Linked DNA regions of Mus musculus: regions 1 and 3 are each linked to region 2. A link is a loop called in an ENCODE intact Hi-C map of the cell type or tissue named here. Cell type or tissue: heart. All regions are shown on one strand.

Evidence for each region. Peaks named below come from ENCODE experiments on the same cell type or tissue, not always from the same donor. Only the 100,000 strongest peaks of a DNase experiment are listed, where the experiment ranks them.
Region 1: it touches region 2 in a loop (2.0-fold over the local background); 3 of 42 quality-filtered maps call a loop at or near these places.
Region 3: a loop joins it to region 2, with 2.9 times the contacts of the local background. A loop is called at or near these places in 4 of 42 quality-filtered maps.

Annotation. Positions count from the first base shown.
Region 1 is chr15:8,510,604-8,513,103 of GRCm38, reverse strand. It overlaps Gm49249 (a long non-coding RNA gene), which reads right to left and starts at 1,875. Exons shown (of 3, transcript XR_003951627.1): 1 at 712-1,875. In heart, no CTCF peak of the experiment used is centred here; a DNase peak (open chromatin) is centred at 1,073.
Region 2 is chr15:8,568,018-8,570,517 of GRCm38, reverse strand. No RefSeq gene overlaps it. Among named protein-coding and RNA genes, the nearest start is that of Gm46508, 13 kb to the left of the region's middle. In heart, no CTCF peak of the experiment used is centred here; a DNase peak (open chromatin) is centred at 1,267; H3K4me3 peaks cover 1,774 bases; H3K27ac peaks cover 989 bases; H3K27me3 peaks cover 906 bases.
Region 3 is chr15:8,380,850-8,383,349 of GRCm38, reverse strand. All of the region lies in intron 1 of Nipbl (NIPBL cohesin loading factor), which reads left to right. Among named protein-coding and RNA genes, the nearest start is that of Nipbl, 62 kb to the left of the region's middle. In heart, a CTCF peak has its summit at 957 (motif pointing left); no DNase peak of the experiment used is centred here.

The DNA.
Region 1 (2,500 bases), 57 kb after region 2:
GCAGGCTGACATCTGTGAATGATTAGCCTGCTGCCACTACTTGAACGGCACATTATAGCATAGCTTCATGGTATATTATTTTAAGGGCCACTTCATTTTCTCACATTTTTGTTCAGTGTATGTACATGTGCCTCAATGAGTTTATATGTGTCACATGTATGCAGGTGTCCAAGGAGCACAAAGGTTATCAGATCTCCTGAAACTGAAGTTACAGGCCAGCTGCCCAACATAGGTGCTGGGAATATGGATTGGGGGACCGGCATCCTTTGCAAGAACAGTAAATGCTCTTGACTGCTGAGCCATCTCTCCAGCCTCTGCTTTCACCGTTTCTCAAAATGTACTCTAATCTCAGTCGAATTTCAAACAGGAAGCATCTGTTTATATCAAAGGGACTTTAATACGAAAGGATTGGTAACATAGGAGATGGAGATAAACAGCATCCAGTACCAGCAATGGCTATTGGTTCCCTGGGCTGCAAGGACAAGAAGATACTTACCTGTAGATACTAGAATCCCAGAGCCACACCTGCTACTGGAGGTGCTGCTGAGGCAGCCAGAAGGGAAGAACTACCCCTGCAATTCTATTCTTTTCCTGTCCCAGTGTCCTTGTGGCCACTATTGCCCACACAGGAACCCAGCACCTGTGTATGTTTAGGTTGCTGTAACAGAATAATGACCTGGCCAGTTTAAACAGCAGACATCTTCTACTTACAGTTTCAGGGGCTGTGAAGTTGAAGGTCAGTGTGCCGGCTCTTTCTAGCTTGGAGACAGCTGTCTTCTTGCTGTATCTTTGTGTGTTCAAAAGAGACCTATACACGTCTTTTTTTTTCTTTTTATAAAACCATGGCCCCGTCAGATTAGGGATCCATCAAAGTTTTAGTGTGAAAAGGCTCGAGCGTTTCATCCTTTGATTCTCAGCTGCTGTCACTATTTTAGGAGACTGTGGGATCTTTGGGAAGTGGAGACTAGAGAGAGGAAGTGGGTCACTGGGCGAGAGAGTCTAAGATTTTATAGAGTGGCCTCGTTTCCTGTTGCCTCAATTTCATGGCGATAAGCCCGGAAGTGAGTAAGCCGCCTCCTGCTCCTGAAGCCGCAGCTTGAAGCTGCTCCACAGCTTCCACAGCCTCCCACACCCCAACCCCACAAACCATGGTCCAAACAAACCCTTCCTCCTTTGAGTTGCTTCTGGTCAAGTATTTGTTCACAGCAATAACAAAAGTTGCTGAAACAGCCCCTACTTTTCTGACCTCATTAATCTTCCAAAAGACGCTGTTTCCAAATATTGTCACCAACAGGGGTTAGAATTTCAGCATATGAGTTGGGTGGAGAGCGAACAAATCAACAGAATCACAAAGAAATGAGACTTCTCCCCTAACTCCACCTCCACACTACCAACATACGCATTCTACTGTGAAACAGAGAGGGCAATAAATAGATCTGAGGGCAAACAGTGAGAGGTCTTTTCAGAATAAATGTGTTCAGGGCCAGAGCCATACCAGGTCCTAACCCAGGTCTTCTAATTCCAGATCCAGCTGACAGTGAGTTCCGTTGAGCCCTCAATATAAAGGGCAGCTCTCCTGGGCTCATCCTTTTCTGAATTTCCATGCTATTTTCTTTCTTTATCTTGTGATTCATCAATGGTTACTCTCTTACTTTCTTGTGAGCAATATTCTATCATTGATACATCCAAATGTATCAATATTATAAGATCAAGAATCGTGAAGATTTCAAGTGGCAGCCTTCTGATTGATTTCACATCCTGTACCTGCTAGATAACCACTTTTATTGAATAATTTCTTCCGCCAATTTAGCAAATGTTGTTAAGAATAGTTCTACCGGAACAAGGATTATACCAATAGATATGCTAATGTGTGTATAGGAGAAAGACTGAAGGGTGTGAACATCACATAAAGAAATACAGGCGGGGCTGGTGAGATGGCTCAGTGGGTAAGAGCACCCGACTGCTCTTCCAAAGGTCCAGAGTTCAAATCCCAGCAACCACATGGTGGCTCACAACCATCCGTAACGAGATCTGACTCCCTCTTCTGGAGTGTCTGAAGACAGCTACAATGTATTTCCATATAATAAATAAATAAATCTTTAAAAAAAAAAAAAGAAATACAGGCTACTAAGGAATACGGAGAACAGAAGAAATAGTCTTCCCCAGGGAAGAGCACACCAACAGGCTATCCAATACTGAGTGGTCAGCCCTGAATTATAGACACACAAGTAACATTATATAGACTGTGATGGCTCTATTTATGTGTTTAGGAATATATATTCATTTTTATATATAAATATATAAACAAAATAAAAAAGAGGTCAGGGCACGCCTTTAATCCCAGCACTTGGGAGGCAGAGGCAGGTGAATTTCTGAGTTCAAGGCCAGCCTGGTCTACAGAGTGAGTTCCAGGACAGCCAGGGCTACACAGAGAAACCCTGTCTCGGGAAAAAAAAAAAAAAAAAAAAAAAGAAAGAAAGAAAAAAAAGAGTCTAGAATG
Region 2 (2,500 bases):
CATATATATATATACATTTGTATGTATACATGTGTGTGTATTTGTACATATACATATGTATGTATATGTGTATGTATACATATGTGTGTGTATGTATGTCTGTTTGTGTGTGTGTGTATATATATGTATATATATATATATATATATATATATACATTCATTAACATCTTTAGGAAGTAACTTTCTCATGTATAGAATGGCAACATTAAAAGGTTTTGTTTGAAGCCTTTAAACAAAGGTGGTGGCGCACGCCTTTAATCCCAGCACTTGGGAGGCAGAGGCAGGCGGATTTCTGAGTTCCAGCCAGCCTGGTCTACAAAGTGAGTTCCAGGACAGCCAGGGCTATACAGAGAAACCCTGTCTCGAAAAACCAAAAAAAAAAAAAAAAAAGGTTTTGTTTGTTTGTGTTTTGCTTTTGCTGGCCTCTGTGCTGTTAAGGATGGCCTTGAACTCCTGATCACCCCCTGCGCTGAGAGGACTCGAGATTTTATGTGGTACTGAGGCCCATACACAAAGCACAGTGCTTGCTAGGAAGGCAGTCTACCAAATGAACTATGTGCCCAGCCCCTGCTTACTTCTCTACAGGTGACGTTTATATAGTGACGTGTGTGTTCCAGCAATAGAGTCAATAGCACAAACAAGCACCTCCTCTTGTGAAGTTACGTACGAGCTTCTGGGAGCCTTTCAGAAAAAGTGAAACAACTTTGCCCAAGGTCACATATTTGACGAAGGGCAGCCAGTTTGGGACAGCTCACTGTATCTGGAAGGCCGTGTACTTTCCACCCTGCCGCGCTATCTCGGGTTTGTTCCCGATTCCTTCAGAGCCACCTGTTCCCATCCTCATGCCACCCACGAGAAGATAAAACAGAACTGACTCCCCAGGAACTCCAGAGAAAACAAGAACGCGGGGGGGGGGGCTGGGAAAAGCACGGGCTCCCTGGAGTACTGGGTCCCCCCGTGGGGGTGGGAGGGGGGGTGGGGAGAAGCCGTTGCTCCGCTGCACCTTCTTGGCTTCTCTGCACCCGGGCGCCGCCGGAGCCGGTGGCCAGAGCGATGCTAACCGCAGGCAGGTGCGCTCAGCCCCGCAGTGCGCGTGCGCACAGCCCGGCAGGACGCGCCCGCAGCCCCGCCCTTCGCTGCCGGGTGGAATCCCTCCCAGCTGGGCAGGAAAGCAGTTGTTTGCTTCCTGGTGGAGCGTTCCACTTGAAACGCTTCCACGAGGGCTGTTCTCGCCTCCGACTCCGGGAAGAACTGTAATTAACACAGCAACAAACGCCCACGACGCTAACTGGCAAAGGGAGTGTAACACGAGCCCCGCTGCTCCAACCGAATTGGGCCAATTGCTTGCCTTCCCTCCCTGCCTCCCGATTTGGTCTGTTTTGGTTCCGCACTCATCCAACTGGAGCGTTTCTTAAAACATGTCAGGGGCTGGTGTTTGTGTTTGGAGTCGAACAGTTTCGCAGCCGTCGCTGGAGACGGTGCTCGGCAGGCTGCTGGGCTGGGGACTCGCTTTCAGCTAGTAGCGCGAATGTCAGGTAGAAAAGTTCAGAGAGAGGCTAGAAGGATGCGAGGGAGGAGGGAGACAGCGGGGCCTCGCCCGCCTTCAGTTGTCTGTAGTCGGTCTGTTGTCTTCACCTTAGCAAGACAAGTAGAACCGGTCTGTCTGCTCTCCAACCGGAGAGGGTGGGGCATCCCAACGCACCTGGCGGCAGCTGCGTCCCTGAGATCAAGCTTGGGGCGACTGAAGAAGGGACGGGGCGGGCTCCCGGGGGTGGGGTGGGGGGAGTATGTGCACACAGTACTTGGGTCTGCAGGCGTGCCCAGCAGGCGTTGCGGTGGCCAGGGTTCAGGGATTGTTTTGGTTCTTTGATCTGTGTGTAAGTTGTGATGCTTTGGTTATATTTAACCTTGCATCTGCCGTGTACGGTCCACTGCCCAGCAGCTTCTTGAGAACTGGTTTTGGATAGAATCTCCAGGCTTGCTATAGAACTCTTTTCTGCCTTCAAACTCTTAACAAGACTCTTTGATCAGCGACCTCCCCTGTCGGCTCACTTGGTTCAACGGTTGCCCGGAAGGCATCTGGAGGTGGGGCGCAGTTGGTAGTGTGCCTAGCAGGCATGAAGTCCTGAACTGAGGATTCCCCACCACATCATAGACCTGGTGTAATAACCTAGCCACTTCCCTAATCCCAGCACACCAAACTTGGGGGGCTGGAGGACCCTGAATTCAAGGTGTTTGCCGACAAAATGAGTGAAACCAGTCTGGCTTTTGAAAGACCCCATCAAAAACAAAAGAACAAATAACATTGTACAAAGGGAGATTGCTTTGAGAAATACTGCAGCCTTGTTAAATGTCTGCATCTGTGTGATGTTTAGAAGTAGCTCTCTGGTAACAGACAATGGAGAGAGAGAGAGAGAGAGAGAGAGAGAGAGAGAGAGAGAGAGAGAAGCTTGCTATGCAATCTAGTAGTAAGCACTTGGAGGATAGATGTGGAGTCAAA
Region 3 (2,500 bases), 190 kb after region 2:
TCCCGGCTTCTATGAGGGTGCTCCCCTACCCACCCACCCACCCACTCACTCCCGCCTCACCGCCCTAGCATTTTCCTCATTGGGGGATCAAGCCTTCACAGAACCAAGGGCCTCTCCTCCCATTGATGATAAGGCCATCCTCTGCTACATATGGGACTAGAGCCATGGATCCCTCCATGTGTACTCTTTGGTTGGTGGTTTAGTCCCTGGGAGCTCTGGGGGGTCTAGTTGGTTGATATTGTTGTTCTTCCTATGGGGTTGCAAACCCCTTCAGCTCCTTCAGTCCTCCCCCTAACTCCTCCATTGGGGACCGTGTGCTCAGTCCAGTGGTTGGGTGCAAGCATCCGAGTCTGTATTAGGCTCTGGCAGGGCATCTCAGGAGACGGCCATATCAGGCTCCTGTCTGCAAGCACTTCTTGGCATTGGCAATGATGACTGGGTTTGGTGGCTGCATATGAGTTGGATCCCCAGGTGAGGCAGTCTCTGGATGGCCTTTCCTTCAGTCTCTGCTCCATTCTTTGTCCCTATATTTCCTTTAGACAGGAGCAATTCTGGGTTAGAATTTTTGAGAAGGGTGGATGGCTCCCAGGATCCAACAGGGATGAGATTAGCTGAAACAACAAAGGGGAGAGTGAACCTGTAAAGACCATATCCAGAGGTTAGGCATGAAAAGGGAATGACTCTTAAGACAGCTAGATGCCACCACAAGGCTAAGACTACTTGTAATTTAATATTAATACAGAAGTTACTGTATATCTAAGTTTTTCTTAATTTTGCATGCATCAAAAAAAGTTTCGCTGTGTGAGTGCTTAAACAAAACATTACACACTTCATCACTTCTTGCTTTCTAATGATGTTGAGTCATCAGTTTGGAAAAAATTGGCCAACTTTCCTCACAGTAGTTTATTAAGTTTTTTACTTTCCCACTTACAATAGTTGAAAGTGTGCCCTCTTGTGGCGTTCTTAGATTGCAGATTATCATTCAAGCAGGTTTTGCTTCAAACCTGAGAGTTAAGTCTTTACTGTTATACTTTTAAAACTGGAACTTAATTCGAAAGAAATAAAATAGTGGCTTTATTTTATACTTCTAATACCATCTCTGTTTAAGAAACCTTTTACAGTAGTCTTAATTAGGGGGTGCAGAGCACATATTTCTTTTGCAGTATTAAAAGGACAAATTATTTTTATGTTGGGGGGAAGATAGACTACCAAACTAAACTGTAGTAGCACTTTGACACATCTTCTATGAAATCTTTGTAATTTAATTTAATTTCTTATCATTTTGAGACAGGGTCTCATGTAGCTCTGTGTAGCAGAGGGCTTCTTTGATTTCCCAGTTTTAGTATGTGCTTACTATACCCTATTTTTGAGGTGCTAGGGACGGAATCCTGGGCTTCATGCATGCTCATCAATGGTTCTACCAACTGAGCTACATCCCAAAACTCCACTCTATAAATTTCAAAGTTACTCTGGGATTCAAGACTAGTTTTTCCTGATGTAGTTTGTATGTTTATATATTGAGATGGCCAGGCTTTTGTCTAGCTACTTGATCCTAACTATATTCAGCTATAACTATTTAAAGTCAGTTCACATGAAATAATTGGGGGGGGGGGTGTCAGGAAAGCAAGTGTTTATTATTTTGTTCCTTAGCAAGCACAACTTCTTTTTAAACTGCTCTTGGAAAACTGACAATCCCAACCTGACTTGCTTAGTGGTAACTTTTCCCTCTATAATAAGTTCAGTAGCGTAAGTGTACGCTTCTGCGTTGTGTCTGTACAGTTCATTATACATAGTAACATAAAGCTACATGGTTTAGGCATATATACATAAACATTCTCAGTATGTAGTGTGGTGATTGCAGGGAGCTACTAAAGGTAAAGCAGGTGTCCCAAATAGCTCTGTCCCATTTTATACTGTTGTTACTTCATGATGGTAATTGGGAATTCTAGAAAAGCAAAATGTTGGAAAGGAAATAGATTTTCACAGGAGGTGCTGATTGATAACTTTGATGTTGAGCTAGGATTTGAGAAAGATCTGTTCATCTGCGATGAGTAAAATGCGAAAAAGAATCCGGTCTTGAGTAGTAGATGGGAAGGAGAATCTGAAGGGAGACTCTTGTGACTCGTGTGAAATGATCACACAGTGCAGGGTAGATTTACTTACTTACCTCTGCACCTTGTTTTCAAATGGACTTGAGGCCATTTATAAAATTAAACATAATATTAACTAGAGTAATCAAATATATGAGGGTGTATGTGTGTGCCTGTGTGAGTCCTGCCCATACAGATGTGTGTGAAGACCAGTGGTTGATAAAGGGATGTCTTCTTCAAAACTTGTCCCCACATTTTGAAGCAGGATCTCTTAGTGACCTTTGAGCTTGCCATTTAGACTTTGCTTCCTCTTCCCTCCAGGATCTGCTCACCTGTGCCTGTCCCAGTGCTCGGCTTCCATGCAGACAGACAGCTTTCCAATTCAGCCCTCTCCCTCGCCCTAACTATGC